2 separate regions of the Homo sapiens genome follow, and region 1 is linked to region 2. Evidence: read pairs that join two places in POLR2A ChIA-PET (ENCODE). Cell type or tissue: CD4-positive, alpha-beta T cell. All regions are shown on one strand. Each heading gives the region's core, and the rest is flanking DNA. Links, peaks and the distances in the headings are about the cores only. Region 1 overlaps IQGAP2 (IQ motif containing GTPase activating protein 2). Region 2 overlaps IQGAP2 (IQ motif containing GTPase activating protein 2).

Region 1 (5,382 bases), core at 58-5,057, 100 kb after region 2:
ATCAAAAGTGAAAAGGAAATATTAGAGCATCTACTTTTCTAACTTATTGTCTCAAGAATTTCTTTTTTGCTTTATACAAAAATGTACATAATATTCTGGAACTAACAAGTGATTATAGCAAGATTGCAATGTAAAGATGAATACATAAGTAAATCACATTCCTATATATTAGCAATGAACAAGTAGAATTTGAAATGAAAACACAACACACTTACATCAACACCCCCAAAAATGAAATACTCAGGTATAAGTCTAACAAAACATGTACAAGATCTATGTGAGGAAAACTGCAAAACTCTGAAAGAAATAAAAGAGGAACTATAAATGCATGAAGAGATATTTCATGTTCACAGATAGGAACCCTCCATGTTGTCAAGATACCAGTTCTTCCCAACTTGATCTATAGGTCCAAAGCAGTGCCAATCAAAATCCCAGCAAATAACTCTGGATATTGACAAACTGACTCTAAAGTTTATAGATAGAGGCAAAGACCCCGAATAGCCAATACAATATTGAAGGAGAAGAACAAAGTTGGAGAACTGTTGCTATCTAACTTTAAGACTTATTATAAATCTACAGCAATCAAGACAGTGTGGTATTGGTGAAAGAACAGACAAATAGATCAATGGAACAGAATAGGGATCTCAGAAATAGACCTACTTAAATATAGTCAACTGATCTTTGACAAAGGAGCAAAGGTGTGATACAAGGCAGAAAAGATAATTTTTTTCAACGAATGGTGCTGAAACAACTGGAATCCACATGCACAAAAATGAACCCAGACACAGACCTTACAACCTTCACAAAAATTAACATAAAATGAACAAGACCTGAATGTAAAACACAAAACTCTAAAACTCCTAGATATTTATTGTACATGTTTTGTTAGATTTATAATAGAAAATCTATTATACATGACTGTAGGTTTGGCATTGACGTTATGTACAATACCAAAGACATGATCTGTGAAAGAAAGAATCGATAAACTGGACTTAAATTAAAATTAAAAATTTCCGTTCTGTGAAAGGCCATGTCAAGAGAATGAAAAGACAGGCCACAGACTGAGAGAAAATATTTGCAAAAAAGATATATCTGATAAAAGACTGTTTTTCAAAATATACAAATAATTCTTAAAACTAAACAATAAGAAAACAATCTGATTAAAAATTGGGCCAATGGGCCAGGCACGGTGGCTCACGCCTGTAATTCCAGCACTTTGGGAGGCTGAGGCAGGCGGATCATAAGGTCAGGAGTTCAAGATCAACCTGACCAACATGGTGAAACCCATCTCTACTAAAGATACAAAAATTAGCTGGGCGTGGTGACACGCGCCTGTAGTCCTAGCTACTCAGGAAGCTGAAGCAGAAGAATTGCTCGAACCTGGGAGGTTGCAGTGAGCCAAGATCGCGCCACTGCACCCCAGCCTGGGTGATAGAGCGTGAGACTCCTTCTCAAAAAAAAAAAAAAAAAAAAAAATGGGCCAAAGATATGAACAGGGGCTGGGTGCAGTGGCTCACACCTGTAATCCCAGCACTTTGGGAGGCTGAGGCAGGTGGATCACTTGAGGTCAGGAGTTCAAGAGCAGCCTGGGCAACATGGCAAAACCCCATCTCAACTAAAAAAAATACAAAAATTAGCTGGGCATGGTGGCACATGACTATAATCCCAGCTACTCGGGAGGCTGAGGCATGAGAATTGCTGGAACCCAGGAGAGCCGAGATCTCGCCACTGCACTCCAGCCTGGGTGACAGAGCCAGACTCCCATCTAAAAAAATAAAAAAGATATGAATGGATACCTCACCAAAGAAGATATACAGATATACAGATGGCAAATAAGTATATGAAAAGATGCTCAATATCATATGCCATTAGGGAATTACAAATTAAAACAGCAATGAGATATCACTATATACGTCTTAGAATGGCCTTTATGATGGGCTGGTACAGAGGGTGGCTTCCAGAACCCCTCTGAAAACCAAAGATCAAGTATTAGAATTTAATAAAGATCAGACCCGGTTTGGTGGCTCACCCCCATAATCCCAGCACTTTGGGAGGCGGAGGCAAGAGAATTGCTTGAGCCCAGGTGTTTGAAACCAGCCTGGGCAACATAGTGAGACCCTGTCTCTGGTTTTTTTTTTGTTTTGTTTTGTTTTTTTTTTTTTAAAGATCACGTGAGAGGCATACAAATTCATAGGAAAAAATACGAAATGGACAAAGAACAGGAGTAGCCAATTCACAAAAAAGTAAAACTAAAAGCTTCCAGCATGCTCAGTTCCACAAAATGACAAAACCATGCGGTCCCTTTTTTCTACCTGTTAATTTAGTAAAAGCACAAATGCAAGCATGCATACAGCCCCTACATGTACCCTCTGTTTTAAGTATCCTGATCCTCTCGGGGAAATAGGTGTACCATGTACCATGCTGATGACAGTGTGCTCTGGGGGAGCCTTTTTGGTAAACAGTTTGGCTGTATATATATGTGTGTGTGTGTGTGTGTGTGTGTGTGTATGTATGTATGTGTGTGCATGCTTGCGTGTGTGTGTATATATATATTTCATACTTTAATGTCTGTCTTTAAACTCTGCTTAAGAAAACCATCTCAAGTGCAGTAAATGCCACATGTTTATCATGACACCACTTAGTATAGTGAAGAATGGGAAATCTTAATCTAGCCAGCCAATGGGAGTGTTAGGCAGACTTCACAAATGATGTGTAGAAAGACTGAATAGTAACACTGAACAATGTTTATGATCGTATTGTTGAGTGAGAAAAGCAAGACTCAATTGTACCTTATAAACTCTCTCTTTTATAGTACTTGCCAATTTGTTTTTTGTTTGCAATTCCTTGTCCTTTTTTTTTTTTTGAGACAGAGTCTCACTCTGTTGCCCAGGCTGGAGTGTAGTGGTGCAGTCTCGGCTCACTGCAAGCTCCGCCTCCCGGTTTCACGCCATTCTTCTGCCTCAGCCTCCCGAGTAGACTACAGGTGCCTGCCACCATGCCCGGCTAATTTTTTTTTGTATTTTTAGTAGAGATGGGGTTTCACCATGTTAGCCAGGATGGCCTCAATCTCTTGACCTCGTGATCCTCCTGCCTTGGCCTCCCAAAGTGCTGGGATTACAGGTGTGAGCCACTGTGCCCAGATTCCTTGTCCTTTTTAAACTGTCTTTATGTCTAGACTTGGGAGTATCCTGAGGGCAGAGATGGGTCATAGGACAGAACATGAGAAAAGTATCCGTAGTACTTTTACCCTTAGTAGATAGTCACCCTCCTGGACCTAAGGGTGTACCTGTGGGCAGAATGAATAATAAAACTTTCTTCCCACCCAACATTTCCTAAGAGCTGCTAATAGTTTTCCATATCTTAAAATTATGGGAAACAATATTTAGAGAGCTCCTTTTCACACTGAATAGATTTAAATGATTAATTTTCTTTCTTTTTTTTTTTTTTTTGTTTGTTTTTTAGTTTTTTGAGATAGTCTCACTCTGTCACCCAGGCTGGAGTACAGCAGCTCAATCTCAGCTCACTGTGAACTCCGCCTCCTGGATTCAAGTTATTCTCCTGCCTCGGCCTCCTGAGTAGCTGGGATTACAGGCACCCGCCACCATGCCCGGCTAATTTTTGTATTTTTGGTAGAGATGGAGTTTTGCCATGTTGGCCAGGCTGGTCTCGAACTCCTGACCTCAGATGATCCACCCGCCTCAGCCTCCCAAAATGCTGGAATTATAGGCATGAGCTACTGTGCCTGGTCTTAATTTTTATTTTTAACCTTGTTGAATGTTATTGGATCATTAAGAAGGTTTTCCAATATAGTATTAGCAACTGCAATAAAGATGTGTCTTTCTTGGGGGATGCAGTGATGACGGTGCAGGGCCCATACAGGCAGGGGTGGCGCCTGAGGGTCCCGGGCCAGGCAGCAGCACACAGGTGGCAGGATCCACTCAGGCTGCATCTCCCGTGGTGCTCATCTGGCTGCTGCCATCTGTGCTGGACCCCGCCAAGGTATAGAGTCTCATGGACACGATCTGGAAGGACCCAGACAGTGTGCCATCGATGTCCTCTAGATCAGAGGGGCCCAGGGAGGTGACTACTTCTACTCCTTTGGGGACTGCCACCGCTAAACAGCCTAGCAGCAGCTGCAGCCAGACTGCCAAGCTTGTCCATTTCACCCTCTCGGACCTAAGGGTGTACCTGGGGGCACCCACACCAGACTTGCAGTAACCACCTCCTTGGCACCTGCCCCCACCTCCAAGAGCCCAGAAGACACACCTGGCCTCCAGCAGGCTGGGCCTTCCAGAAGGGATAGCAGGGATGCATTCTCTTTGCACCTGTGGGGAGGGTCTCACTCTGGGCACCCCTCTCACCAGCTGCAAGGCCTTGGACTCATGCTGAACAGTGTGGGAGCCTCAGTTCCAACATCTATGACAGTTGGATCATGGCCTTACCCATGAAGCATTATTGAGAGAATGAAAGGAGAACAGAGATGGGCTTGCAGAGCCACATGCTGCTGGCTCCACATTCCCAGGAACAAGGATCCTACTGCATTTTTGTCTTTATATAACCCTATTATATGGACTACATTCTGCCATAAGGAAAGGAAAACCTTGGTTGCGATGGTTTAAACAAACAAGTTTGTTTTTCCACATAGCATGAATTCCAGAGATGGGTGGCTAATGGTATTGGTTCAACAGCTGTGTGATGGTAGGGGTCACATCTCCGAGATCCTTTTGCCTTGCCCTCATTTGCTTGTTACTTCATGGTCACAAGATGGCTGCCATGTCTCCAAGAATCATGTCTGTGATCAAGGACAAAAGGAGTGGGGGAAGAAGAAGGGCCAAGCTCGCTGGACCTGTCAACTTCTATCAAAAAGTAAAACTTCTGTCAGAAACCTGTTTCCTGCTCTCTCCTCCTGCAGATTTTCACTTAGGTGCCCTTGGCCTGAGCTAGCTACCACTGCACCTGTAGCTGTGAAGAAAGTTAAGACAGTAGGGAACAGAGTTGTATTGGTTGAGTAGACCAGTCATGTTCCATCTACTGAGACTGGCACACTGCCTCCTGAAATAAAACTGGAATCCCATTTAAACAAAAAAAGGAAGTGTCTTTCTTAAATGAGTTTTTTTTTGTTTTGTTTTGTTTTGTTTTTTTTTTTTGAGACGGAGTCTCGCTCTGTCGCCCAGGCTGGAGTGCAGTGGCGCGATCTCGGCTCACTGCAAGCTCTGCCTCCCGGGTTCACACCATTCTCCTGCCTCAGCCTCCCGAGTAGCTGGGACTACAGGCGCCCGCCACTACGCCCGGCTAATTTTTTGTATTTTTAGTAGAGACGGGGTTTCACCGTTTTAGCCAGGATGGTCTCGATCTCCTGACCTCGTGATCCGCCCGCCTCGG
Region 2 (5,382 bases), core at 142-5,141:
TGAGATACATTGTACAAAAATTGGGGATCAATGTTTCACTGTTTGCTTCTTTTAAAAAGTGCAACCTAAGTCCAGCATGTTGTGGGGGCGGGGAAGGGGAAGTTGAGAAAGATTCTGGTTGAGCATTATTATTATTTTTTTTTTAGGCAGTATCTTGCTCTCTCACCCAGGCTGGAGTGCAGTGGTGCAATCATGGCTCACTGCAGCCTCAAACCTCCCAGCCTCAAGCTGTCCTCCCACCTCACCCTCCTGAGTAGCTGGTACTACAGGCACACATCACCACACCTAGCTAATTTTTGTATTTTTTTGTAGAGATGGGTTTTCACCATGTTGCCCAGGCTGAGCTCAAGCAGTCCTCCCTCCTCAGCTTCCCAAAGTGCTGGGATTACAGGTGTGAGTCACCACACCTGGCCTGATACTGTGAGCTTTTGGGTACTACTCTCTGCTCTTATCTGAATAGTGAAGTTACTAAGTTAGTTACCTGGAAACTGGAGTTTTGGGGTGGTCAGTGCAACTAAACTCTTATCCATCTACGATGACCAATCTGAGATGAAATTTAAGTTCTGAAGTAGTTAAACGCAGTTGTGTAAAAGGTGATTGAATAAGTCGGTATTTAGCATAGCTCAGCTGTAACATCCTATCAGTGCTTTCGTTTGAACCATAGAAAGGTATACGCAGCCTTATCTTGAGATACTGTCTTCAGTAGACAAAAAGTCAAGCTGCTCCCTCATATGCTGGTGTTTTGGTTGAGCTTTTCAAAAGGATCTTTAAGGTCAACAGCTAAAGTGTTATTTTAGTATGGTTTTAACTTTAATTACACATGCTGTTAGCCAGAATGACTTGTTTGGGAGAGTTTAAGCTTGTAATACCGAGTTTGTTTTAGAATTTAGTGTTATTTGGGGTGTTAACTCCTTTTTCTCTAGGGAACCAATGACTTACTATTGCCATCTACCCTCTTACTACACAAGCTTTTTAACAGCCCCTTCTATTTAAAAGGCTGGGCATGGTGGCTCACACCTGTAATCCCAGGACTTTGGGAAGCCAAGGCGGGTGGATCACATGAGGTCACGAGTTTGAGACTAGCCTAGCCAGCATAGTGAAACCTTGTCTCTACTAAAAATACAAAAATTAGCCTGGTGTGGTAGTGCATGCCTGTAATCCCAGCTACTTGGGAGGCTGAGGCAGGAGAATCCCAAATAGGGGAATCCCAAGCAGGGGAATCGCTTGAACCCGGGAGGCAGAGGTTGCAATAAGCCGAGATCACGCCACTGCGTTCCAGCCTGGGCGAAAGAGCGAGACTCTGTCTCAAAAAAAACAAAACCTAGTATACAAACAGATCTAATGCTTACCATGTCTTCATGGTAACCAAAAGAGAAACAAAGGCTACTCAACGTCTGATTTGATAGGGTCAGGTAAGTCCTACAGGGCAGGCAGTTTAATATGGGATATGGAACAAAGGTTTGTGAACATACCAAGGGCTAGGTGCTTTTCATGTGTTACTGTTATCATCGGCTCATTATGGCCTTTGAGAGGGCCAGTGGTTTTCCATTTCACAAAGAAGCTGAAACCCCTAGTACTATGTCAAGGCCACCCTGCTAGCTGGTGGCAGAGGAACTTGAAAGCAGCACTGTCAGATCCTGGAGCCTTTCCTCATTGACTGTTGCAACTTTGCTGCCCCTGAATCATAAATGTTCACCCCTTCTGTGTCTTTAAGTAGTTTGTCATGATTCTCTCAAGATGTAGAAACCTCTAGCTATTTATGCTGGATGTGGTGGTATACACCTGTAGTTACAGCTACTTGGGAGGCTGAGGCAGGAGGATCAAGATTTCCAGGCTGTAGTGTGCAATGATTACAACTATGAATAGCCACAGCTCTCCAGCCTGGGCAACATAGTAAGATCTGCCTGCCCCCCACCCAACCCAATCTCTCTTATTTATTTATTTATTTATTTATTTTGAGATGGAGTTCCACTATGTCACCCAGGCTGAAGTACAGTGGTGAGATCTGGGCTCACTGCAACCTCCACCTCCTGGGTTAAAGTGATTCTCCCATCTCAGCCTCCCAAGTAGCTGGGACTACAGGAATGCACCACCACACCCAGCTAATTTTTGTATGTTTTAGTAGAGGTGGGGTTTCCCCGTGTGGTCAGGCTGGTCTCGAACTTCCTACCTCAAGTGATCCGCCCGGCTCAGCCTCCCAAAGTGCTAGGATTACAGGTGTGAGCCACCACGCCCAGTGAGACCCCATCTCTAAAACAAACAAACAAAAAACAACAACACAAAAAAACCTGTGGCCATTGGATAGTGTGCTCATTTATAAATAGATGCATAAAGTTGATTTTGCTGCTGAATTTTTTCCTCCCAAGAAACAGCATAGAATACATGGGCTTTTTTTTTTTTTTTTTTTTTTTGAGACAGAGTCTTGCTCTGTCACCCAGGCTAGAGTGCAGTGACATGATCTCAGCTCACTGCAACCTCTGCTTCCCGGGTTCAAGCAATTCTCATGCCTCACCCTCCTGAGTAGCTGGGATTATAGTCATGTACCACCATGCCTGGCTAATTTTTGTATTTTTGGTAGAGATGGGGTTTCATCATGTCGGCCAGGCTGGTCTCGAACTCCTGAGCTCAAATGATCTGCCTTCCTCAGCCTCCCAAATTGCTGGTATTACAGGCATGAGCCACCATGCCCAGCCTTACATGGGCTTTTCATAGAATACATCCAAGCTTCATCAAAAGATTTTGTGTATACTTAGAAACATCCCATCTCTTACTGTGAGGTGCTGAAGTGAAAGGCTTTTCCATAATAATATAGTGATGTGCCCCAGTGATTGCTAATAGGATAATTTGTAAAACATGCTTTATTACATACACTGCCCATACCTTAAAGTCTGGGATTGTTGAGAAATGAAATAGAAACTTTAGTAGTGAAGCCGACCTGTGAGCTGATACTTTGTCACCTTACTGCTCTATTTTATTTTTCTCTCTTGAGATGCAGTGTGGTGCTGATAAAATGGCAGAAGCTTTGGAGTTGAATAGATGTGGGTTTGAATTCTGACTTCCATTGCCTGCCTCAGTAGCCTTGGGGTTTTCTCCTGTACCTTGAGAGGTGTGTGGAAATGATATATCTATAGAGGTGGCTGATGTGGTTCCTGGCACATAGTGCTAAACAAGTTGTAATGGTTTCAATTAATTGAGCACCTAATACTAGCAAAGTATCGTGATGAATGAAACACCGCTTAGCTGCTGACAGCTTACCAGAGAATCTGGGTGACAAGTAAAAATGCTTATACTTTTAGTGCCCTTCCAAGTTCTGTGGAAGAGAAGATATGAGAAGGATGGATTTGGATGGCGGCAATGGGAGGGCTTCATGAAAGTTGTGAATTTGAAATGACCTTGAGGAAGGTCAGAGGAAAACCTGAAAGGCGTGCTAGTATATTTGTACTGTGGAATCTTCTATTTATATAGGCAATAAAGGACAATTGGAGCTGTCCTGAGGAGAGTCACCTGATGCAACCCCTTACTGATGTACCTTCTTGTTCTTTGAGATGGTTTAAAAAAAGAAACACCCCAAACTTTTCATTAGAGACATGGGTGAGTGGCCCAGTGAAGTGAGTGACAGGGGAGGCAGGTGTGGCAAGACAGCGATGTGAGCATTTGGTGCCCTGTCTGCTGGCTGCTTAGCGGCCTCTTCACTGTGCTTCTGGGTTTGGCTGTCTTTTGGATGAACAGCTTTGCCAGAGGGTTTTGCCGAGGATAGGTGAATTCAATGAGAACAGGTAAGAAAATGAGTTGTACTTAGAGCAGGACAAGGATATTGACAACTGAATTCTCTAGGGGGTAGGGTTTCTCTCACCTCATTTTTCTTCATTCTCTCCATTAATTGTGGCAATGTTTACCTTTCAGATTTCACTGATTTACGGTCCTGCAATGTCCAGCATCCCAGTTTTATTGAAGAATGACTTAGACTGTGTTTCCAATTCATTGGCAATTGCCTGAGGAACTTTCATTTAGACTTTTTGTGGGATTTTACTAAGCTCTAATTGGACCTTCCTTTAATTTTATAATCGTGTATTGTGTATGACTTCTTCTTGCCAAGGTGCCTAAGAGGAGCTGACAGCTGTTTATTTAGTATATGCAGTGGTTTTCAAAGAGCAGTCTCTGGAGCAGCAGCAGCAGTAACAGCAGCGGAGCATCTCCTGAGAGCTTGTTGGAAAGGCAGATGCCCAGGCCCCACTCAGACCTGCCAAATCAGAAAGCCTGTGACGGGGTCTGCAGTCTGAGTTTTAATAGGCCCTCCAGGTGATTCTGATGCGCTAGAGCATCAGAAAGGTAAAGAGGCATTTCTGATATATAGTTACTCTTCACAGTGCTTGCAGGTTTTTGTCAAGTAAGTGAAAACACATGGGTATGTTATGGAACGCTTTATTTACAGTATCTCTTGGATGTTTGATTTGTAAACCACATGCTAACCAGGCCTTGATTACTTTACAGGTTCATGTTTATTTTATAGAATTAATTCTGCTATGACTTTAAGTTTGCTTTTCTTTCTTCTGGGAAACAAATGTGATTTGGAAGGTGCTGTAGTTTGAATGTATTCCCCAAAGTTCGTGTGTTGGAACGTAGTCCCCCATGCAGTAGTGTTGGGAGGTGGAGCCTAATGAGTGGTGATTAGGCCACCAGAGTTCTGCCCTCCTGAATGGGTTAATGTTATTGTGAGAGTGAGTTTGGTAAAAGGATGAGTTCAGCCTCCTTTTCTCTCTCTTTCACCCATGCGATGCCTTTTGCCATGTTACGGTGCAGTAAGAAGGCCCTCACCAGTTGCAGGCCCCTCAACCTTGGACATCCTAGCCTCCAGAACTGTGCGGAAACAAATTTCTGTTCATCATAAATGACCCAGTCTCAGGTATTCTGTTATAGCAGCACAAAACAGACTAAAACAAATGGAAAAGTTTAAAATCTCCACTGACTAGAGATAAAGCAAGGTTAGCTTCCCAGGGATTTCAGCTGGAAGTGAGGCTTATAGGAGCCATTGGGAAGGCTGAGTGAACGGGGAACCTTTTTGTGTAAGAAAGGGAACTCTAAGCCTGGAAATTCTGAGCTTCTAATCCCTGGGGGTGGCACATGGGGGGCTGGACAGTAAGAATTGATAGATGTCCTCCTTCTCCATTTTTTTTCTCTCCAGGACACCTTACAGTGTTATTCATTTATTCGTTTATTCATTCACAATTTTTAGAACTGTTGAATATGTTAGCAGAGATATTATTTGATAGACATAAGTGCACCCAGGTCATTCCCAAATTGCAGGGAAACTACCAATCTGTTTAATTTACTTTTGATAAAAGATAGGAGGACATTTTTATTGTTTATTGCTTGGGATCTCCC

The links. ChIA-PET counts read pairs that join two places held together with the same protein. Peaks named below come from ENCODE experiments on the same cell type or tissue, not always from the same donor. Only the 100,000 strongest peaks of a DNase experiment are listed, where the experiment ranks them.
Region 1: POLR2A ChIA-PET joins it to region 2 with 7 read pairs; 7 of 35 experiments call an interaction of 5 or more read pairs at or near these places.

What each region holds. Positions count from the first base shown.
Region 1 is chr5:76,506,552-76,511,933 of GRCh38, forward strand. All of the region lies in intron 2 of IQGAP2 (IQ motif containing GTPase activating protein 2), which reads left to right. It also overlaps the pseudogene SRXN1P1. Among named protein-coding and RNA genes, the nearest start is that of IQGAP2, 110 kb to the left of the region's middle. In CD4-positive, alpha-beta T cell, for the core only: no CTCF peak of the experiment used is centred there; no DNase peak of the experiment used is centred there.
Region 2 is chr5:76,406,854-76,412,235 of GRCh38, forward strand. All of the region lies in intron 1 of IQGAP2 (IQ motif containing GTPase activating protein 2), which reads left to right. Among named protein-coding and RNA genes, the nearest start is that of IQGAP2, 6.3 kb to the left of the region's middle. In CD4-positive, alpha-beta T cell, for the core only: no CTCF peak of the experiment used is centred there; a DNase peak (open chromatin) is centred at 2,168.